Linked DNA regions of Mus musculus: region 1 is linked to region 2. Evidence: chromatin contacts called from ENCODE POLR2A ChIA-PET data. All regions are on one chromosome and are shown on one strand. Each heading gives the region's core, a stretch centred on a gene start or an enhancer-like site at or near the end of the contact. The rest is flanking DNA. Distances are from core to core; before and after follow the strand shown.

Region 1 (5,740 bases), core at 1,666-4,165, 76 kb after region 2:
GTTCATTCCCTCCCTCTTGCAAAGATTCTGTTTCCAAGGCAAGGAGCCTCAGCAGCGTTCGTTCCCCCTTTCTCTCTGTCCTTTGAAGAGAGGACTTGTTTCTGGAATCAGCAGTTTCAGATTACTGGAAGCAACCAGCCCTGCTTATCTTGGTAGGTGATCCAGGTGCCTTTCTCTGTTTGAAGCAGATCCTCTTAAACTCTGGGTTGTGAACTCACATGGGTTGTGTAATTTATTGTGGAGCAGGGGTCGTGAAAGATTTGGCAACTGTGAGAGGCAGAAGCAGGCAGATCACTGAGTTCCAGGACATAGCCAGGGCTATAGAGAAACCCTGTCTCAAGAAAAATAGTTTTTAGATTACATGCACAGAACCAAAAATTAATTCAAAATCAAACATGATTTTCATCGTTGGTAATACTTGTTTGTGTGGCATCTTGAGACTTCACTGTACTCTTGGTTCTGAACATACATGTTTAACATGTGTACTTTGTTCTGGGCACACTACACAACACCAAGGAGAGCTGCCTGAAATAGTACTGCTCAGATTTGAATTGTGGTCTTACTGGGCATACAGCACTGTGCTTTTACAGAAAATGATTTAATTATGGAAAATAGACAATATTTTTCTACCTTCATTCCTCAGTATGTATACATTAACATATATTTTGGTTAGGATGTTTGATGTTGGAAATGACTGAGTTGCTGACTTGACTTTCATTACAAAAAAAAAAAAATCATTAAATGAAATATTGGCTTGGACCTAGGACAGAACTTCCAATAGTTTCTGAGATGGCCCTAAACATACTTCTGCCATTTTGTACAACACCAGTCTCAGGACTAGCAATTATAAAATAAAAAAGGTGAAAAATGTTGAAGGCACCCTATGTCCTGTAGTATCAAAGAGTCAGGATTAGCCGGGCGTGGTGGAGCACACGTTTAATCCCAGCACTTGGGAGGCAGAGACAGGTGGATCTCTGAGTTTGAGGCCAGCCAGGTCTACAAAGTGAGTTCCAGGACAGCCAAGGCTACACAGAGAAACCCTGCCTCGAAAAACCAAAAAAAAAAAAAAAAAAAAAAAAAAAAAAAAGAAAAAAAAAAAGAGTCAGGGTTTAATTCTGTATATGGGAACCATCACATTTGTTTAGCACTTATTATTACTAGGGAATGATCCCAGGCAAGTGCTCTGCCACTGAACTATAGTCCTAGCCCAAAGCATATCTTATTATCTTTAATGAACGGCAAAATTTTATATATGCCCAGGAATGAATTATTTTAAAATCAATTTATGATTATCAGTAAATGTTTGATTCTTACCTATTTTATACAAATATAGATTAGGGTCAGATAGATAGTTTTTCAGGCAAAAAGGGGTCATGATTGAAAAAGTTCAAGAGGCCTTAGTATAAGACCACTTGCCATTTTGGGAAAAGTCTGTAAGGGACCTGGAGTCACAGCTCATGTATGGGTACTGGGATAGGACACAGCTAATCAAAGATGGTCTCAAAATTAAAAAAAAATGTGTTGGGGGCTCATGTGGGGGCTAGAGTTGGTTCTCTCCTTCTACCATGTAGTGTGTGGGATTCGAACTCAGGTTGTCAGAATTGCCTGAAAGGATCTTTTCCAGCTGAGCCACAGTTTTGTTCTCTCTTCTGTCTTAAAGTAAAAATGATGGAGTGGCTTGCATTTGTCCCTTCACCTTGCTGTTAGGTCACAGTTGTCTTCATTTTCCTGTAGCACTGTCAACTGTGGATTTAATTTTGACTTTTATGTCTCTCTTTAATATGGTGAGGCACAGTGCCTGCATTTGATACAATTCTGCTGACAAACTTCCATGCAGCCTTGGCTAAGCAAAGTGCTTTGCGTGTATTGCCTCATTTAACCTATCTAATAAACTTGTCTATTAGAATCTGTGGGTCGGGTAGGGGCTTTCTGGAATGTAACTTAAAAAGCAGCCACCCTTTCTTGGAGAGAAGGAATAGTTGAGCAGCTGGCAGTGGGAAGGGCAAGGCCTCCTCCCTCTTCCCGGCAGCTGTCTTACCAGGCCAGACCTCCTCTCTCCAAAGGCTGGGGTCTCCACCTCTGGCCCATGTCCAGTCGGGTGGGAGGCTGTGTGGCTTTTTCCGGGTCACTGGCACACCCTCTCTATCCTAGCCACCTGCCCCTGTTCCATTCCAGTTCCAGGCTCCCTAGAGCGACCCAGGGACATTCCAATCCTCCCACTACCCTCGCAAACGCCGCGGGAGGAGGGAAGGGGGCGCAATTGCTTGGCCTTCTAGAACGCAGCTTTGTCTCGGCCTTCTAAGGATTGATGAAAGGCTTGAAAGTTGGTAGTTTACAATCGACTCCTCGGTGAAGCCGCATCTTCAGCAACAGCGGCACTTTTTGGGAAACCGTCTCGCAGACAACTGAAAGCCAAACAGCCAAGTTGTCTCCCCAGCAGACCAAATATGGTCACAAGCGTTAAGCAGCCTTCCGTGGAAAGTCTGGCCTCGCGGGTGTCTCCCTGAGCCAGGGTGCGCCCCGGTCCGACCTCTGGCAGATCCGCGCCCCGTGCCACATTCCGGGTGCTGGGCGCTCCCCTTAAGACGAGGGCAAGCGCTCAGGACAGACTCATTCTGGGCCTTGGACCCTCAACCGAGGGCCCTCCGTTATTCTCCGATTTGGTTTTTGTCCATAACCCCTTGATTTAACAGGCTTGAACCATTTTCTCTTTGATCCCGCCCCAAGTCAGTGGTAAACTCAAAGGAATGCAGATAGGCGCTCGGCGGGAGAGGTCGGAGCGGCGCGGCGGGGCGGGGGCACGGTCTCTCCCGAGCTGCGAAGTGCCCAGCCCACCCCCGCCAGCCGGGCTAGGGTGGGAGGAGGAGGAAGAGGAGGGGCGTGGGGCAGGCTGGCTCCGGCCAGGAGGTCATGCATAATTCAACAGCTCCACTTTCGGCCCGCCTCTTTCCTAAGGGTGGGAGTTTGCTTCAAACTTTGTTTATGGGACAGTCCGGGAGCCGCGGCGGCTGCGCTCGTCTACGTCTTCTCTGTCGCCTCCTCGCGCAGTGGGAGCGCCCGAGGCCGGTTCCGGGGATGTAAGAGGATAAGCCTTCGGCTGCTGGGAATCCGCTCGGGATCTGCCAGCCGGGACCGGGTTCCAGCTCGTCAGTTCGGGAGGCGCCCAGGCTTGGCTTCCCCGAGTCCCCAGGTAGCTCCCGCCGCGCCCCGCACCCTCTGTGGCGTCCGGCTCTTAGACGACCGCAGTCGGGACGCCTGGGGTTGCCGGTGGGGGTATTGGGCAGGGGAAGCTGCGACTGGGTCTGGTGCAGGCACCCCCCCCCCCCTTCCTCCCGCGGCTGCCTGCTCAGGGGAGCTTCTCTGTTGCGGGAAAGTTGCATAATCTCGGAGGCCAGGGGCGCCCCCTCCCCCACCGGCTGGTCCCTGGACCCATACCTAACTGTCTCTAGGTTCTCTCTGTCCTTCCCCGGGACTACCCCCTCCTCCTCTGACTTGCACCAAAAGGCTGATCTGATCTTTCTTTTTTCTTGTAGAAAGATGAATCCGTCCTCGGTGCCCCATCCGCTCCCGCCGCCAGGGCAGCAAGTCATCCACGTCACGCAGGACCTGGACACCGACCTCGAAGCCCTCTTCAACTCTGTCATGAACCCCAAGCCCAGCTCATGGCGGAAAAAGATCCTCCCGGAGTCCTTCTTTAAGGAGCCCGATTCCGGCTCGCACTCGCGCCAATCCAGCACAGACTCATCAGGCGGCCACCCGGGGCCTCGACTAGCTGGCGGCGCGCAGCACGTCCGCTCGCACTCGTCGCCCGCATCCCTGCAGCTGGGCACCGGTGCGGGAGCCGCTGGAGGCCCTGCACAGCAGCATGCACATCTCCGCCAGCAGTCCTATGACGTGACCGACGAGCTGCCGTTGCCCCCCGGGTGGGAGATGACCTTCACGGCCACTGGCCAGAGATACTTCCTTAAGTAAGTCTGCCGGCAGTCAAGAGGGGCAAAGTTGTGATGCCCTGGACGCTCGTGTGTTCGTGGCGTGTGTGTGTGTGTGTGTGTGTGTGTGTGTGTGTGTGTGAAAGAGAGACAGAGACAGAGAGAGAGAGACAGAGAGAGACTGAGAGACTGACTCTTCCAAGGTGCTTCAGAGATCTGCTAAGATAAAAAAGTAGGGGATGAATCTCTGGGAGTTGTACTTGACTAGAACAGAGAACGTTTCATGAAGTGGAAACTGCTTAAGCCCTAAGAGATCCAGGCCATTGGAAAACTTAAACTTGGGGAAAGGAATTTTGAGCGACTTTGGCCTAAATCTGGGTCTTAGGCCCTTAGCGCCTTCACTTAAGTTAGCTAGCTCACAGCCAGGTGAGTAGGTGGTCTGGGTTCTTCAGTCACTCAGGAAAAGCAAACCGGAAAAGAACACAGTGCCTGGTGGGCTTTACCTCTCCCAGCTGATGACGTAATGACCACACAGCACAGTAATGTAATTACCAACCGCACTGTAAAGTAGTTATGGGCTGGACCAACAAATTGTGTGGAAATTGGGTCAGGAGTCTTATGTTACACTTGGTAACCTAAAATACCGTCACGGCAGGGCAGTAGTGTGCGTTGTCATCCTTCATGCCCTATCTGCCTAGCTTTTTGAGGTTGTGAATTTTACATTAGATCCAGCTTTTTGAATTAGATCGAACAGAGAAATGTATTCTCAATTGCTAGAGGGAGTTCTTGAGGGAAAGCCGGGGCTGGCACTTGAATTGTTATCAGAACCAGTGAGGTCATAGGGGTCAGGTTAGAAAAGGCCTCCGAAGAAGTTGTGGCTGAGCCATTGGTGTAGAATCACTTCAGCTCGGCTCGGCTGCGCTGCCTGCCCAAAGGGAAGACATCTAAGAACTTGTCTTAAACTTCATCTTACAGCCCCGTTCCTTTGCTGAAGTAGCCTTGCTTTGAAAGGCTCAAATGTAAGATAGCACGTACTATTTTAAAAAATGTAATGCCAAGCTCCTCCTTGGCATTAACTATCTTTGGTCCTTTGATTACCCTCTAAGAATGAGCGGATGGCAGTGGATGCTGTGGGCATATCTGAGACTCATCCTGGTTCCCAGCTCTTCCTCATCCCAAAGCTGTTGACATCACGTGCACTTACTTAGTTTTATGTGTATGTGTGTGCGCCTGGATGTATGTATGTGCACCACATACATGAAGTGCCTGTGGAGGCCAGAAGAGGATGTCTAATTCCCTGGGGTGGCAGTGTGAGCTCCATCCCCCTCCCCTAATTTGGGATTTCGGTGCTAGGAACGGAACTCCAGTCCTCTTCAAGAGCACCAAGTGGTTTTAACCATTAGCCATCTCTCCAGCCTCTTGGGGATATACTTTTTGTTGTATTTGTAATCTTTGTTTTGGGGCTTACTGTGGTGCTGGCATCCTGAAGATAACTCAATGGCTTTGGCACACAGTTGGTGTCTGGATTATTGAGCCATGCATGGTGTAGACACATGCTCAGGGCTTTGATTTCTAAGTGGAGGTTGAAGTCAGATATGCAATGTAATAGCATGGCGTTTTTCTAAGTCTCCAAAGGAAGATATTAGTGTCCGTACTGCATACATGTTCAAAATAGCATTGTGTATAAATGCAGCTGTATGTATTTCACCATGATTTTTTTTTTTTTTACCAATGTGAACTTTGCAATAAATACAAGTAGCGTCTCAGTAATTTTCGATGGTCCCTTTTGGCCGCAGATGATTTTTAAACTG
Region 2 (5,298 bases), core at 719-3,218:
CCATTTCCAAACTCATCTGCCCACTCTGCCCTTGCATCCTGATAGCCAGGCAAGGGAGTTTCTAAAGATAAACAGACCTGTGTGGATAAACAGCTCCAGGAGGGAGAAACTACAGGCTTACCTGTAGCCCTAGCAGTTGCATTCCCAAACTGCCTACATAAGCCCAAGCACCCCCTTTTCCTTTTGCAGACACTGCCTTCATCCTGTGCCTGCCCTTTCTGTTTGAAATAAAGAGTTCCATCCGTTGAGGTCAGACTGGTCTATTTCCTGCCTCTATAAGCTGTTTCTTTAAGCTGCCTCGGAAATCTAATGTTGTGCTACTTCAGAAATCTAACATTGGTAGTGGAATCCTTACTTCTACAAGGTTCATGGCTCTTGTATAGGTCTACAGTAAGTACCAAGACTCTTTTATAGGTGTAAAAAAAAAATCAAGATATCTTAGTCTTGGGCAGTAGCCAGCACTGAAGATACTAAATAGGCAGGTATCCAATTCCTCACCCCTTGGTGATAGACAATTGTGTAGTTCCTGGGCCTGGGGTAGTTGAAAACATTGGCTCCCTAGAACTCAAGAACTCTTTGATTATTTCTAAAATAATTTTTATGACATTAGGAAGAGACAGAGAGTGAGAAAAGGGAGAGAGGGGAGGAGTGAGTTAATATGTGAACACATGTGCCTCAGTGTACGTTGGTGAGTCAGAGAACAACTCATATGTGTTGGTTTTCTCTTCTACCGTGAGGGTTCCAGGGGTTGAACTCTTGTCTTCAGGCTTCACAGCAAGCAGCTTTTATCCACTGAGCTATCTTACCCACTCAGCTATCTTACCCACCCAGTCTGTTTGAATCTTTACCATCTTCTATCCCTCTTCAGTTCCTAAGAAACTGGTTATTTTACGTTCCCCGCCTCTCAGCTCTCCCTCTTCTGCTGGCAAGAGTCAGGCTGTGCTGTCACTTCTATGGCTTGATGTTCAGAATGCTCAGCTGTCGCAGCTGCTGCCACATGGCTGCTTTTATCATTGCTGCTATAGCACTGTATCTGCTTCCAGAAGTGGGCAAGAAAAGACCCCTAGAGAGAAGCCTTTTATTGAGTCCAAAGTTGTAGCAGCAAGGGATACAGTGTAGGGTGTGTCTATCCCTACCTGCTCATGAACTGAGCAGCCAGCTTCTAAATCTGAAGAAATGGTGTTTGCACCATTTGAAGCAAACCTCACATGTAAACAAAGGTATGTTTGGTTAGCATCTTCCCTTTTGTACTAAGAAAGTGCTCCCTTTCTTGCCTAAGTGGACACGTTCACAGGCTTATTTAGGGATCATGAAGGCTTGTGATAACACAAAGTCCTACACAAACTGTTCAAAACTACCCTAGTTGGGGCTGTATCTTCAGAAATTAATGCAAAGACCTCTGCTCATAGTGTAGTCATAGTGTAGTTTCTTCAAGGTATTTGTGGAGTGTACAAAATAGTCACTACATATATATTTATGTATATATACATGTAATATACGTATACATATATACATATATATACACATATATATACATATACACATACACATACATATACATGAGTATATGTATATACATATACACATATACACATACACATACATATACATATACATGAGTGTTATATACCCAAAACTAGAGTTAGTGATGGTTGAGAACGTGAGTACTGGAACCGAATCTGGTTCTTCTGCAAGAGCAACAAGAGATCTTAACCACTTAACCACCATCTCTCCAGCACTACATATTACACTTTTGCAGGATGGCTCATGAATGAGTGGAAGACTTGTACCTTCAACTCTTTTAACCAGCGTTCACTGCCTACCTTCACTCCTATAGAGTGAACCGGACGATACCGTGCTCCTAGGACTGCCAGCAACCGGAACCCAAAGCATGGGCTGTACCGCGACGCCCGCCGGAACTTCTTTTTGCCTGCACAGAGGTCGGAAGTGGTGAGGGCGGGGCCGGCGCCGGGTGGCAAAGTCTGAAGAGCCGCTAAAATGCTGCTGGATTTGTCCGAGGAGCACAAGGAGCACTTGGCCTTCCTGCCGCAAGTGGACACTGCAGGTAAGTTAGTGCTTGCGGGGTGCTTGCGGCGGGGACAACCCGGGGGACAGCCCGGCACTCACAGCCTGCTGCTGACTTCCGTTGCAGTGGTCGCCGAGTTCGGGAGGATCGCCGTGGAGTTCCTCCGACGGGGCTCAAACCCGAAGATCTACGAAGGCGCCGCCAGTAAGAAAGGGGGAGGACGGGCTCTGTCTGTGGAGCTGGAGAGTGCGATCCATTCTCTTTCTCCGCAGGAGTCTTTGCAGGTCCTAGGGTCTTGTTCCTTGTTCCTCTTAAAACCCCGCAGAGCAGTCAGTCAAGGCGCACACTGCAAGGAGCTGCGCGCTTTTATAACTAGTGTGGAACAAATATCTTCATATTTAAAATGAATACAGTGCCACCTGCCTTTTAGAAATATTCTGGTGCTTAATAAAATACCGCATGCTGAAGAAGTGGAACTGTCATCGAAGTGTTTAGTAAACATTTGCTACCCAGAAACTGCTTTTTTTCTAAGCTGGGGGGGGGGGGGTGGTGGTGGTGGTGGTTGAGATTAAGAACATCTCTACTGACTTCTCCTTCTGCCTGGGTTGAAGGGGCTTTGTGTGTCTGTTCACAGGTTTGTGTTTTGTTAGGCTGACTTGGAGGGAAATAGCCAAGGCCCCTGTTAGTGGAGTGGGTTAAGAAGGAACAGTAGTCTCCGCTTAACTCATTTTTATTGTATAGTTTGAAAACAGAGCAATTGAATGTGTTTATTTTTAAACAAATTGATAATCTGTTTATTTCTTCACCACCCCACCACCACCACCACCACCACCACCACCACCACCACCTTAGGAAAACTGAACGTGAGTAGTGACACTATCCAGCATGGTGTGGAAGGATTAACGTATCTCCTCACCGAGAGCTCAAAGCTTATGGTAAGACTTCTGAGAGCTGTATTGTATCACCCAGATCCTTTCAAACTGGCGCCTATTACAATATTTCTAACTCATAATCGAATTTGTGCAGTATACCAAAACAGTGCTATTGGCGTTATCTAATATGAATTCCTCTTGCCGGTTTAAATTATAATTGTCTCTATTTCTGCATCATGTGCCATCACCCATGTATGTCAGGAGATGGGAGAATGAAATATTGCATTTTTAAAAATGTATCAGCAGTCATTATCTGGCTTGATGGAAAAATATTAAATAAAATTAGGCATCTTAATTTCTTTCCTATTTTAATAAGGTTATTTTGTATATTAGTAACTTGGATTTCAGAATGGTGGGTCTTTAAGGAATGTTCTAAATAGAATTAGAGGATATAATGTACTTGTGTGTGTAGAAATGGTTTAGCATTTACTAGACAAAGATAAATTCCAGTGTTCTGTTGAACTCAATTTACCTTTAGATTTCTGAACTGGATTTCCAAGACTCTGTCTTTGTTCTGGGATTCTCTGAAGAACTAAACAAATTATTGCTTCAGCTCTACCTGGACAACAGAAAGGAGATCAGAACTATTCTGAACGAGTTAGCACCTCGTCTTCCCAGTTACCATAGTCTTGAGTGGCGGCTAGATGTACAGGTATGGCTTTTCCTTTTCTTAAATCTGTTATTTACCAACTTAACCAAGCTCTGGTGTGAAAACGAAAATGTAGATTTTAATGGTCACTTTGGGTCATTTCACAAGTAGCTCATTTCCTTTTATTTCTAATTTGATTTACTGAGTTTAATTTGCAAAGGTTTTAAATTTGTTTTTATTACATGTGTTTACTTAATGTATGCGTACATGAATGTCACTTGTGTAGAGGTCAGAGGACAGCTTTCAGAAGTTTGTCCGAAGGGACTGAACTCAGGTAGTCAGGCACAGTAGCAGTTGTGCAATCTGAAAAGTTGTTAAGAAGTCGTTTAGAAGAAAGTATGGTTTACAAAACAGACTTGTTTGTTTGTGTTGCTTTGGTTTTTGGCAATGCTTAGTTTAAAAACACAGTTCTCTCTTGTACACAAAGAAAAGTGTACAAGTCTGTGTACTCAATATCACATAGTCACAAACTCAAAATAGATGTGACCGTGACCAGGACCCCAGAGACATCTTTTTTTTTACCTCCTATTAATGATTGTTCCTTCCCTCCTCTCCAAAGGTAACCACCATCGGAAGTATTTAATGCAGTTTTTTTTTTTTTTTAACTCATTTTATCTGTGCACACATGCAGTGACTGAGGCAATCCTCCTATATAGGGCCGGGGTTAGTTCTGGTAGTGCATTCTCCTAGTGTATTCGAGGCCCAAGCTTGAATCTCTAGCACCGGAACAAAAAAACTTACACAGAACACAAAAAAATCATTGATGTCTGGCTTCTCTGGTAAAACATTGTTTTTGAAAAGATTTGTCATTTAGCTATTTTGGAAGACTCATAAATCCAGGATCCAGGCCCAATACAGACCCCAAGTCTCAGTTACTTGAGAGGCTGAAGCAGTGGGGCCACTAGCCCAGGAGTTTGAGACCAGTCTGGGTAACAAGTGTGAGATACTTTTTCAACTAGAAAGATGTTATCTACAAAATACACAAAGAAAAGTGTACGAGTCTGTGTACTCAATATCACATAGTCACAAACTCAAAATAGATGTGCCCTATCTGATTCTGATGATACTAGTATAAAGTTTGGCCTGGAGAGCAGAAATTTTAAAATCTCTCTTTTAATCCAGATATTGGTAATAGGAATCAAAGTTTGTGCGTCATTATCACAGTAGAGACTGTGTAACCTGAAATAAGGAAGCTGTACTGGCTAGTATTGTGTCAACTTGACACAGCTGGAGTTATCACAGAGAAAGGAGCTTCAGTTGAGGAAATGCCTCCATGAGATCCAACTGTAAGGCATTTTCTCAATTAGTGATCAAGGGGGAAAGGCCCCTTGTGGGTGGGACAATCCCTGGGCTGGTAGTCTTGGTTCTATAAGAGAGCAGGCTGAGCAAGCCAGGGGAGGCAAGCCAGTAAAGAACATCCCTCCATGGCCTCTGCATCAGCTCCTGCTTCCTGACCTGTTTGAGTTCCAGTCCTGACTTCCTTGGTGATAAACAGCAATATGGAAGTGTAAGCCGAATAAACCCTTTCCTCCCCAACTGCTTCTTGGTTATGATGTTTGTGCAGGAATAGAAACCCTGACTAAGACAGAAGCCAAAATGGGTTACAGAAATTTGGTAAGAATTTAGATGTAATATAGCAGACAATAGGAAGCCCTTGTAAATACTTTGATAAACGTGACATTGAAGCAGTT

The links. ChIA-PET counts read pairs that join two places held with the same protein, here RNA polymerase II (POLR2A).
Region 1: POLR2A ChIA-PET joins it to region 2 with 20 read pairs in Patski. The contact joins the promoter of Wwtr1 here to the promoter of Commd2 in region 2. POLR2A ChIA-PET finds 5 or more read pairs at or near these places in 3 of 5 experiments (Patski and embryonic stem cell).

What each region holds. Positions count from the first base shown.
Region 1 is chr3:57,573,051-57,578,790 of GRCm38, reverse strand. Wwtr1 (WW domain containing transcription regulator 1) reads left to right here and starts at 2,915. Exons shown (of 7, transcript NM_133784.3): 1 at 2,915-3,190; 2 at 3,534-3,968. The coding sequence starts at 3,538.
Region 2 is chr3:57,648,354-57,653,651 of GRCm38, reverse strand. Commd2 (COMM domain containing 2) reads left to right here and starts at 1,968. Exons shown (of 5, transcript NM_175095.4): 1 at 1,968-2,065; 2 at 2,153-2,230; 3 at 2,879-2,961; 4 at 3,437-3,610. The coding sequence starts at 1,999.